Regions from separate parts of the Homo sapiens genome. Here region 1 is linked to region 2. Evidence: read pairs that join two places in POLR2A ChIA-PET (ENCODE). Cell type or tissue: GM12878. All regions are shown on one strand. Each heading gives the region's core, and the rest is flanking DNA. Links, peaks and the distances in the headings are about the cores only. Region 1 overlaps HDLBP (high density lipoprotein binding protein). Region 2 holds the start of LOC105373973 (a long non-coding RNA gene).

Region 1 (5,379 bases), core at 320-5,319, 80 kb before region 2:
TGTAATTTGGTACAGCAGCAATAGGAAAGTAATACACCAACTAAATAACGGGTACAAGCAACAAGCAAATGGCCGTTAAACCCAGTAGAGAACTGGTTGATAAAGAACTCTATAATTCAACCTACTGACACCGCACCCGACATCATGTAACCTGGCTGCTCAACGTGCAACACAGAGCACAGTCTGTGGAATATCCTTGAAACCACTGCCCCCCACCCCCCCAACAACAAACAGCCTGAAACCAATTAAGCATCCTGACCTAGCTACAGGAAGTATGAGGATTAGAAAAACACATTAGATAGTGCCACAACACAGTCAACCAAATCCCAAACCTGGGACGTTCCACAGCACAAACAACCCTATTGCCTTCATAAATAAATGGCATTAAAAACAAAAACTAAAAAAGGGAAAAGAAGCTGCAAGCTATAGATTTTCAAAGAGCTAAGAGGCTTAAACCAAATGCAATGTGGAGACCTTCTTTGGATTTCAATTCAAGCAAACAAAGTGTAAAAAGGCTTTTTATGACATCTGGAGAAAACCAAACACAGAATAAATATTAGATAATATTAATGAGCGTGGTTGGTGGTGTTAGCTATGATGAAGGTATTGTGGTTATGTTTTTTAAAGCCGTTTCCTAAAAAATACATGCTAAAGTATTTAGAGGTGACTAAAAGTCTGAGATTTGCTTTAAAATACTCAAATGAAAAATATAAAATATTGGGAGTGGGCAGGGCTATAGTAAAATGCTGACAACTGTGAAAGCTGGGTGACAGGCATATGATTCTCTTCTATTCTCTTTTATTTTGTGGTATATTTTGAAGTTTTCCCAACAAGGTTTAAAAAAGGAAAAGAAACCTGGGCAATATAGTGAGACTGCCTGTACAAAAATAAAAATAGAAAACAAAAAATCAGCCAGGTGTGGCGGTGTACACCTGTGGCCCTAGCTACTAGGGAGGCTGAGGCAGGAGGATCACTTGAGTGCGGGGAGGCTGGGGCTGCAGTGAGCTGTGCCACTGCACTCGGCCTGGGCAACAAAGCGAGACCCCGTCTCAGAAAAGAAGAAAGAGCAAAGAGGACCACTTATCAACGTCTACAGAGCACTGCTAAAGCTACACTCACAGGGTGAATCAAACTTGTAAACTTTATTAATGAAGATGAATGAACTAAGCATTCAAGTCAAGATGTAAAGTGAAAACCAAAGTAGAAGGAACAAAAAGAATTGATGAAATATAAGACCAGGTGCAGTGTCTCAAACCTGTAATCTCAGCACTTTAGGATCACTTAAGCCCAGGAGTTTGAGACCAGCTTGGACAACAAAGCAAGACCCCATCTCCACAAAAAAATAAAAAATACAATAAAATAAAATAAGAAAAGCCATGCATGATGGCACACACCTGTAGTCCCAGCTACTGAGAGGCTGAGGCAGGAGGATCCCTTGAGCCCAGGAGTTCAAGGTTACAGTGAGTGAGTTATAATCACGCTACTGCACTCCCAGCCTGGGTGGCACGTGCCTGTAGTCCCAGCTACTTGGAAGGCTGGGGCAGGAAGATCGCCTGAGCCCAGGAGGTTGAGCCTGCAGTGAGCCATGATTGCACCACTGAACTCCAGCCTGGGTGACAGAGCGAGACTCTGCCTCAAAAAAAATTAAAACAAAACAAAACAGGCCAAGTGCAGTGACTCACACCTGTAATCCCAGCACTTTGAGAGGCTGAGGCAGGCAGATCGCTTGAGTCCAGGAGTTTAAGACCAGCCTGGGCAACATAGCGAAACCTCATCTCTACCAAAAATACAAAAAATTAGCCTGGCATGGTGGCACGTGCCTGTAGTCCCCAGCTACTTGGGAGGCTGCGGCAGGAAGATCGCCTGAGCCCAGGAGGTTGAGCCTGCAGTGAGCCGTGATTGCACCACTGCAATCCAGCCTGGGTGAGGGTGCGAGACCCTGCCTCAAAAAAAAAAAAAAACAAAAACAGAAACATAGCTACTTGGTCAATCAAAAGCAAAATCAGTTTCTTTGAAAAAAGCAATTGAAGAGCAATTAACTCTCTCTAGCCTGACAAAAGAAAAGAACACACACCCGAGATTACAATGATACAATATTATCTTTGCCTGGTTTTGAAATAAGAAGTGTTATAAATGGCAGTAATTGTATCTTCTGGTAGCTCCCAAGGAAATAAGAGCTTCTTTGTCTCACGGGTGCCACGAATTATTTTTGTAACTCATTGGCATTAATTGGGTTCTGATCTCGTTAGGGACCAATAACTATAATCAGGGGGCCAAGGGCATGTGTTATGTCTAGTAGCCACAGCCAACCAGGTCCACCCATGCAGCTGAGCCATTCTATCTAAAACACATGGTTTACACATGGTAGAAAGAGTTGTTCCCCAAAGGAAAATCGGCATTGTTTTGTCTTCCCAAAACAATGAGTAGATGTTGCAGAGATTAATCATTATAGACTATTCTACAGACACGTAAATTTCTATTTTATTTTATTATTTATTTATTTGAGACAGAGTCTCGCTCTGCTGCCCAGGCTGCAGTACAGTGATGCAAGATAGCTCACTGTAGCCTTGAACTCCTGGGCTCAAGCCATCCTTTCCACCTCAGACTCCTAAGGCGCTGCGACTACAGGTGCGTACACCATGCCCAACTAATTTTTTCTCCAAGAGACAGGTCCTGCTATATTGCCCAAGCTAGAAAACATGTAAAATTTTAAACAAAACACGAGCCTAATTAATTGATCACTAAATTTAGAGAACAAGACATCATGACTAAGAATGGTCTGTTCTAGGGATACAGTTTTAAAATTAGAAAATATATACTTATGGCTAAAAGGAGGACAAATAGGCCAGACCCAGTGGCTCACACCTGTAATCCCAGCACTTTGGGAGGCCGAGACAGGTGGGTCACCTGAGGTCAGGAGTTCAAGACCAGCCTGGTCAACATGGTGAAACCCCATCTCTACTAAAAACACTAAAAATTAGCCAGGCATGGTGGTGGGTGCCTGTGATCCCAGCTACTCGGGAGGCTGAGGCAGGAGAATCTCTTGAACCCGGGAGGCGGAGGCTGCAGTGAGCCGAGATTGCACCACTGCACTCCAGCCTGGGCGACAGAGCAAAACTCTGTCTCAAAGAAAAAAAGGACAAATAAACATATACGTGGCTGACCGACGACCATTTCAAAAATGCCCAAAAAACTGATGAAATTCAGCATGTATTATTTACTTTCTATGGAGTTTAACATCAGCAAATGGCTATATGAACAATATTTCCCCAAAGTAACATATTTACTAAAAAGCTAATAGTATAGTATTAAAATAAGCAACAGAATGACCAAGATGTTACTATTGTCAAAGACTGTCCAATAGGCCATCTAAAGAGACAGAATGAAGCAAGGAGACAAATACCACTGTCTGCAGATGACCTGTTTAGAAAACCTCTCTATTATAATGAAGCTCTAGTAACAGTGAAGGCAAGCTTGGCAAGTTGGCAAAACAAAAATTTTACACACACACATATACACGAGAAGCCTGAATCATGGAGATGATGCCAAGACTTAGCCAGGAGATTCATCACAAAAGATGTCTGTTCTATTCCAAGTTCATCTACACCCCCAATCACACTCCAAATAACATCTGTGATAGGCTGAAAAATGGCCACCCAAAGATAGGGAATCCCAATCCCTGAAATTTGTTTTACTTTTCTTGGAAAAGGGGTCTTTTCAGATGACATTAAGTGAAAGATACTAAGATGAGGAGATGATCCTGGATTATCTGGGTGGGTTCTAAATGCCACCCGTGACAGACGAGAAAGCCACGTGAAGAGGGAGGCAGGGGTGGGAACCATGCAGCTGCAAGCCAAGGACTGTGGGGCAGGAGCTGGAAGACGAAGAAGCAAAGAACAATCTCTCTCCTATCCCCCAGAGGGAGTGTGGCCCTGCCAGATTTCAGATTTCCAGTCTCCAAAACTGCGAGAGAATACATTCCTGTTGTAAGCCACCAAATGTGTGGTAATTTGTTACGGCAGCCCTGGGAAAGTAACACAACATCCCAGTAGGATATTTTTTTAACTCTAACAAGGATTCTCCTAAAAATTCACCTAAACATAAAACCAGGCTAGAAAATTTTGCAAAAAAAAAAAAAAAAAAGCTGGGATTCAACTAAAATTAGCAAAGCATACTACAAAGCAATGGTAATTAGCACTTGGTGTTACTGGCTAAGAAAGAGGCACTTGATGCATGAAACAGACTCACGTGTACCTGTGAATTTATTATTTGATACAAGTGCCATTTCAAATCAGCAAGGAATTGGGCCAATTTGTTATCCATTTTGAAAACATATAAAGTTTGATCCCTACCTCACAACATACTCTAAAATAAATTTCAGCTGGATTGGAGATCTGGATGTAAACAATCAAACCCTGAAGCCCTGAAGATTAAGGAGGAAAACCTGTGATTTGGGGCTGCAAAAAGTCTCCAACAACATATACTGTAAAAACCACTGAGGAAGATATTGATTTATTTGACCCTATCAGAGCATAAGAATTTTATAGAACACTAATATAGAAGTCAAGATACAAATGGAGTTTTTCAATGTCTGGAAAACATCTGAATAGGTTAGGACATATGAACACACAAATCACAGAAAATTAACATAAAATTGCCCACAAACACACGAATAGATGTTCATCTTCATGCAGCCTTTATGAGATCCGCAAAGATGAACAAAAGTGATCATTCAGTGTTTATAATGGTGAGGGGGAAAAAAGACTACTCAACCATTGAGGAAGTATAAAATTAGAAGGCAATTTAGAAACACATAACAAAAAATAGAAATATACAATCTAAGTCAGCAATCACACTTCAAAAATGCTACTCTCCAGAAGTGCCTGCAAAAGAATACAGAAGCATAGGTGTGACAGGTGAGGCTCACAACAGCATGCCACAGGCAAAGAACTGGAAGAACACGAGTGTGCGTCAGCACGAAGGCAGTCATACTAAGTGGGACAAGGACACCACACAGTAAGGCGCTGTTACCAACAAGAATCCAACGGCTCACGTATCAGTCTGGAAAAAGCACAGACTACTGTACATTAAATGAAAATGATCAAGCTGCAAAAAGAGAGCGTGTAGGACTTGGACTTTTTTTGTTTTTAAACTGGGGATACGGGCTTCCACATAAGAGAATATCTACATAGCTAGGGTATCAGAGCCCAAGTGGAGTGAGGAAGATGCTCATGGTGGGTGGAGGTGCAGGATGACAGCAGCTGAGTGAGATGAGGAGGCAGCGGGCATCCAAGCAGGAAGGTCAACAAGAGGAGCCTCGTTCCATACAGGGTGAATAATCAAGGAAGTAAACATATTAGAGACACTGGGATCTAAGAT
Region 2 (5,379 bases), core at 140-5,139:
ACAGCTGCACGAATGCCTCAGCTCTTGCTGTGCACTGCCTGACACGCGTTGATGCTGTGCTTTGTGGAGCCTGTTTACGTTTGGTAGAAATGGCACCATCTAGTACTTAAAAAGGATCATCACCACAATAACTGTTTGGGCTGGTGGCGAGAGGTGTGCCAGGGAGTGGGCAGCCTAGGGTTGGTGTGGCAGCCCTGGGCTCTCTTGCCTCTGCTGGGTGGGTGGGTGGTGGTGATGTCACTCGTTTGTGAGGTCTAACAGGTTAAATGAGTTAATGGGTATGCCTGGCTCATAGAGCATCTGGAAATATTGTTATTGAGGGTGGTGCTTGTTATTTTATGCTCCACCTATGAGTGCCTGAGTAGAAAATAATCTTTTGTAACACTTTCTTTTGACGTGATTAAGACTCACAGAAGTTGCAGTAATAGTACAGAGGATTCCCGTGTCTCCGATAATTTGTCTTTTACCTTGTTTTAGTACCTAAATAATGTGATAATTCCTTCATGTGGTTTTTTTTTTTTTCATTTTAGTGTTTTCTTCACTCATGGTGAAGAATGGGGGAGATAGAAGGAACATACAGAGTCCTGCAGACTGCAGGGATGCGCTTGGGTGCCCAGACCCCTGTGGGAGTTAGCACCCTTGAGCCTGGGCAGACTCTCTTGCCCAGAATGCAAGAGAAGCACCTGCACCTCAGAGTAAAGCTGCTGGACAACACCATGGAAATATTTGACATTGAGGTAAGAAGCATGATTTTTGGAGGCATATTTCCTTATATCTTCTAACAGTCAAATTATGTACCAAATTCCATTTTGCTGGTTAGACTTTGCATATTAAGTTGATCAAGAGTAGCTTTGGTAACACATGAGAAAATCCTTAGAAACAGTAAATCTGAATTTCTCCTTTTATTTGGAAAGTGGTATTGTATCTTTTGTTTAAAATTGTAGTACAATTTGGTCTTTCTACTCATCTTCTTTCGTGAGAGGCTGGCTAAGAGACTGCTGGAAGGTGCAGACTGGAGCCAGATGGTACACCCAGACCTTCCCAGCTTAAGCCACCTGGTCTCAGCGAGGCCCAGGCCACCTGGATGCGGGGATGCCACTTAGCTTCCATGTGTGTCAGCTTCCTTTTCTGAAACAGAGGGACAATTATAATCCCTCTTTCTCAGAGCTGCTGGTGAGAGGATTGAGCAAACACACAGAGCCTGTCATGCAGGAGGTGTTGTATGGTGTTAACATATAACTTAATTTTCTAGGTCAATGATAATACAGTTTTTATTTTGAAAATTCCCTGATAGAAGATTGCACTGGTAATATTAGCAAGAACAATTAAATATACTAAGAATATATGCATATATCAATATTTAAGTAACACTATTTTTTAGATCCATGTGATGTATTAGAAAACATTTTTTTGTTTTTCTACATGTTATTAGCATGAAAGTTCTTTTTATTCATCTTTTACTTTTTTTTTTTTTTGAGAAAGGGTGTTGTTCTGTCAACCCAGGCTGGAGTGCAGTGGTGCGATCATGCCTCACTGCAGCCTGGACCTCATGGGCTCAAGCGATCCGCCCTCCTCAACCCCGGGAGTAGCTGGGATTACAAGCATGCACCACCACGCCTGGCTAATTTTTGTACTTTTAGTAGAAACAGGGTTTTGCCATGTTGCCCAGGCTGGCCTCAAACTCCTGGGCTCAAGGGATCCTCCTACCTCAGCCTCCCAAGTGCTAGGATTATAGGTGTAAGCCACCGTGCCCAGCCAAAAGTTCTTTTTAAAATTATTTATTTTCATATGTAATACACAAATACATTCTCTTTTTTCTAATTTTTTCTGGCTTTCAAGTAACATCTTTAGAAGCTTTTCTTGCTCTTAATGGCACAAAAGTAAGGACAAGAGAATGAATTTAAACTAGCAGGAGGTTTATTTACACTTGGGAATTTCTTTTGAGGAGTCAAGATGCCACACAGAAAACAAAACTATTATTGAGCTGTGGACCTTATTGCGGAATGCATTGCATGGGGTGGGAAGGAGGGAAGAGGGAACACAGAGGAGGGGAGCTTGGTGGGTGGGGCAGTGAAGCTCTGAGCAAGGTGGTCTCTGGGTTTGAGTGTTGTTTGAAGGCAAGTATGGAGGGTGTAAGAACTCAGGGAACCTGGGTGCTTTTCTGAAGTGCTTATCTGAGGAGGAAGTGAAAGATAATTTCATCAGGGCCATGGTAACTGAAACTGGTAGGACCTGTCTGTCCAACTTCCCACATCACTTCTGTTGCAGAGAAGGAGGTCTGAAGCTGGGCAACCTTTGAACCCTGAAGAGTAGCAGTCGGCTGCCCTTTCACCAGCTCTTGGGTGACTTTCCTGTAGGAAATAGGTTAAAGTCTGGACACTTAATTAGGCTCCCAAATCTTTTTCTTTTTTGAGGCGGAGTCTTGCCCTGTCACCCAGGCTGGAGTGCCACGGCATGATCTCGGCTCACTGCAAGCTCTGCCTCCCGGGTTCACACCATTCTCCTGCCTCAGCCTCCCGAGTAGCTGGGACTACAGGCGCCCGCCACCATGCCCAGCTTATTTCTTTTTTTGTGTTTTTGGTAGAGACGGAGTTTCACCATGTTAGCCAGTATGGTCTCGATCCCCTGACCTCGTGATCCGCCCGCTTCGGCCTCCCAAAGTGCTGGAATTACAGGTGTGAGCCACCGCGCCCAGCCCCAAATCTTTTCAATCAAGTGTTTGGAGGAATTTCCACCATGTAGTCATCCTCCAATAAACACATTTACCATTGTCTAGGCTTGTAATAGGTGCAAAATTTAAGAGAAAAAAAGTGAAAGAAAAATAATTGTACTAATAGGTTTACTTTTAGAGTGTCTTTTTTTTTTGTTCTGCCTACTGGACTTTATCAACTAAAACTAGGACCCAGAAGAAAAAAGCACACATTTGTTGTTGAGTCATAAATAAGATGTAAATTCTTCTCTAAGAAATTCACCTTTACTGAGTATGAGTCATTTTATACCTAAGAAAATAAGAGATGCCATTTTGTGAAGGTTTTACAATATTTAGAGCTTGTCAGTTTTAATAAATTGAGATTATGGTTTCAGTTAAATATAACCGTCATGTTTGGTATTTGAGATATCTGGCAGAGTTACCAGAAATTAAAGAACTTTTATCTGAAGCAAAAGAAAATGGTCTTGCATATTCTGAATATCCTGGGTTGGATGGGGTACTTTTTTTTTTTAAGAGACAGGATCTTGCTATGTTCCCCAGGCCAGCCTCTAACTCTTGGACTCAAGTGATCCTCCTGCCTCAGCCTCCCAAGTAGCTAGGACTACAGGTGTGAGCCACTGTGCCAGCTTGGGGTATTTTTTACATTGTGTTGCCTGCTGATACACACCTTTAGGGAGAGCTAAAATTCAATATATTGTAAGTTGGTTGTATTCTGCTTCCAAGTACCCTGTCCTCCACAACTGCATCAGTTAGCTTTGTTAAGTAACAAACCATCCCAAACATGGAGCTTAAATCACAGGTCTGTTTGTTGGTTTGGAGGCTCTACTAGGCTGACTTGGAGGGTTGGGCAACCTGGGATTGCCTTACCCACACATTTGGCACCCTGGTTGGAACCTCATGTGCAGAATCTCATTCTCCCTCCAGCCCACTTGGCCTCATTTTTGTGGTCACAGAAACGTTCTCAGTCCAGAAGTGGGCACTGCAGTGTCCTTTGGGCTCTTGGCTTGGAGTTTGTCCATTGTCACTTCTGCCACATTTTATTAATCAAAGCAAGCTACCAGGCTAGCTCTGATTCGAGGGGTGGAGAAGTAGAGGCACCTTGATGAGAGAGCGGCCAGGAATTGGTGAGCATTTTTTGTAATCTACCCTGACAAATATTGCCAGTGTACCAGGATACAGCCTCTGGAAGTGCAATTGTCTGTGCCACTCTAAGGTTTGGTGTCAGTGGGCTGGTGTGTAGGGCCTGCCCTGAGTGGGCAGAGTCCCCCTCCTGGGGAAGTCCACCCTGCATAGCCCCACAGAGGCAGGCTTGTCCCGCCCCCCTTCCTTGTTGTCTTTGGATCAAGGCTGGTTGCCTGACCCGAGCCCACCATCACTGTCTTGCTGTCGTTTGTCCACTTGTCTCATTCGTATTCTGTCTTTCTGCCTCTTGACTTTACATTGGAACCAAGAGACAGACTGTGGTCAGGTGGTTTTTGCTGTTGGACCTGTAGACTGAGGCAGACATTCGGCTACAGGGTGTCGGGTGCACTGAGCAGTGAGACCCCTGGCTGGGCAGGTCTGTCTTGGTGAAGACACCACATCCTAGTGCCTGCTTGCTGTCTCCCTGCTCCTGAAATGCAAGTTCTGGGAAGGAAAGGCTGTATTGTATCTACTTCTGTGCCTCTGGTGTTTGGAACAGGGCCTTGCTGAGTAAACGTGTTAAATGAATGAAATCGAAAGTTAGATTTGGTTAACAGACTTTAAGAATGTTTTGAATTTTTCCCTCTATAGCAGTGTTTTCTAACCTCAGGAATTCAATTTTGTTTTGTTTTGGGGTTTTCTGGCCATATGCACCTATCTTATTTGTCAGTTTACTAGATTATCATTTCACTTAAGTCTTAAACAGTAGTGTTCTTCCAGGGAGATGTGCTGATATTAAACTTGAAAAGCACTAGCTTCTTCTGTATTCTCATGGCCAGAAAACACTGACATTGTGTGGTGCTGTGCAGATTCCCCAAGTTGATATTGGAAGTTTACATTTCAGGAGCCTTTTTAACATAGGGGAAATTTTGATGTTTTGTTGGTTTCTTTTTTTTTTTTTTTTTTTGAGACAGAGTCTCGCTCTGTCGCCCAGGCCGGACTGCGGACTGCAGTGGCGCAATCTCGGCTCACTGCAAGCTCCGCTTCCTGGGTTCACGCCATTCTCCTGCCTCAGCCTCCCGAGTAGCTGGGACTATAGGCGCCCGCCACCGCGCCTGGCTAATTTTTTGTATTTTTAGTAGAGACGGGGTTTCACCTTGTTAGCCAGGATGGTCTCGATCTCCTGACCTCAGGTGATCCACCTGCCTTGGCCTCCCATAGTGCTGGGATTACAGGCGTGAGCCACTGCGCCTGGCCATCTGGTGTACTTTAACTCATCTCTAGATTACTTATAATACCTCATACAATGGAAACACTATGTGAATACTTGTTATACTGTATTGACTTTTTTTTTCTATTATCTCTCATTGTACTATTACTTTTTATCATTTTGGTGGGGTTGTTTTTATCCTTTTTGATCATCAGGTGGATTTATCAAATCTGTGGATGCCAAACCTGTGGATACAGAGGACTGACAGAATACCTAGGAGTAGAATTGCTGGGTCACATGGGAAATCTAGGTCTAATCATTAAAGGAACTGCCAGAC

What was found. Peaks named below come from ENCODE experiments on the same cell type or tissue, not always from the same donor. Only the 100,000 strongest peaks of a DNase experiment are listed, where the experiment ranks them.
Region 1: POLR2A ChIA-PET joins it to region 2 with 10 read pairs; 2 of 35 experiments call an interaction of 5 or more read pairs at or near these places.

The regions. Positions count from the first base shown.
Region 1 is chr2:241,291,976-241,297,354 of GRCh38, forward strand. The region is part of intron 1 of HDLBP (high density lipoprotein binding protein); the gene reads right to left. Among named protein-coding and RNA genes, the nearest start is that of HDLBP, 21 kb to the right of the region's middle. In GM12878, for the core only: no CTCF peak of the experiment used is centred there; no DNase peak of the experiment used is centred there.
Region 2 is chr2:241,372,554-241,377,932 of GRCh38, forward strand. FARP2 (FERM, ARH/RhoGEF and pleckstrin domain protein 2) reads left to right here. Exons shown (of 27, transcript NM_014808.4): 2 at 531-737. The coding sequence starts at 555. It overlaps LOC105373973 (a long non-coding RNA gene), which reads right to left and starts at 187. Exons shown (of 3, transcript XR_924066.2): 1 at 1-187. In GM12878, for the core only: no CTCF peak of the experiment used is centred there; a DNase peak (open chromatin) is centred at 2,208; H3K4me3 peaks cover 1,122 bases; H3K27ac peaks cover 3,546 bases.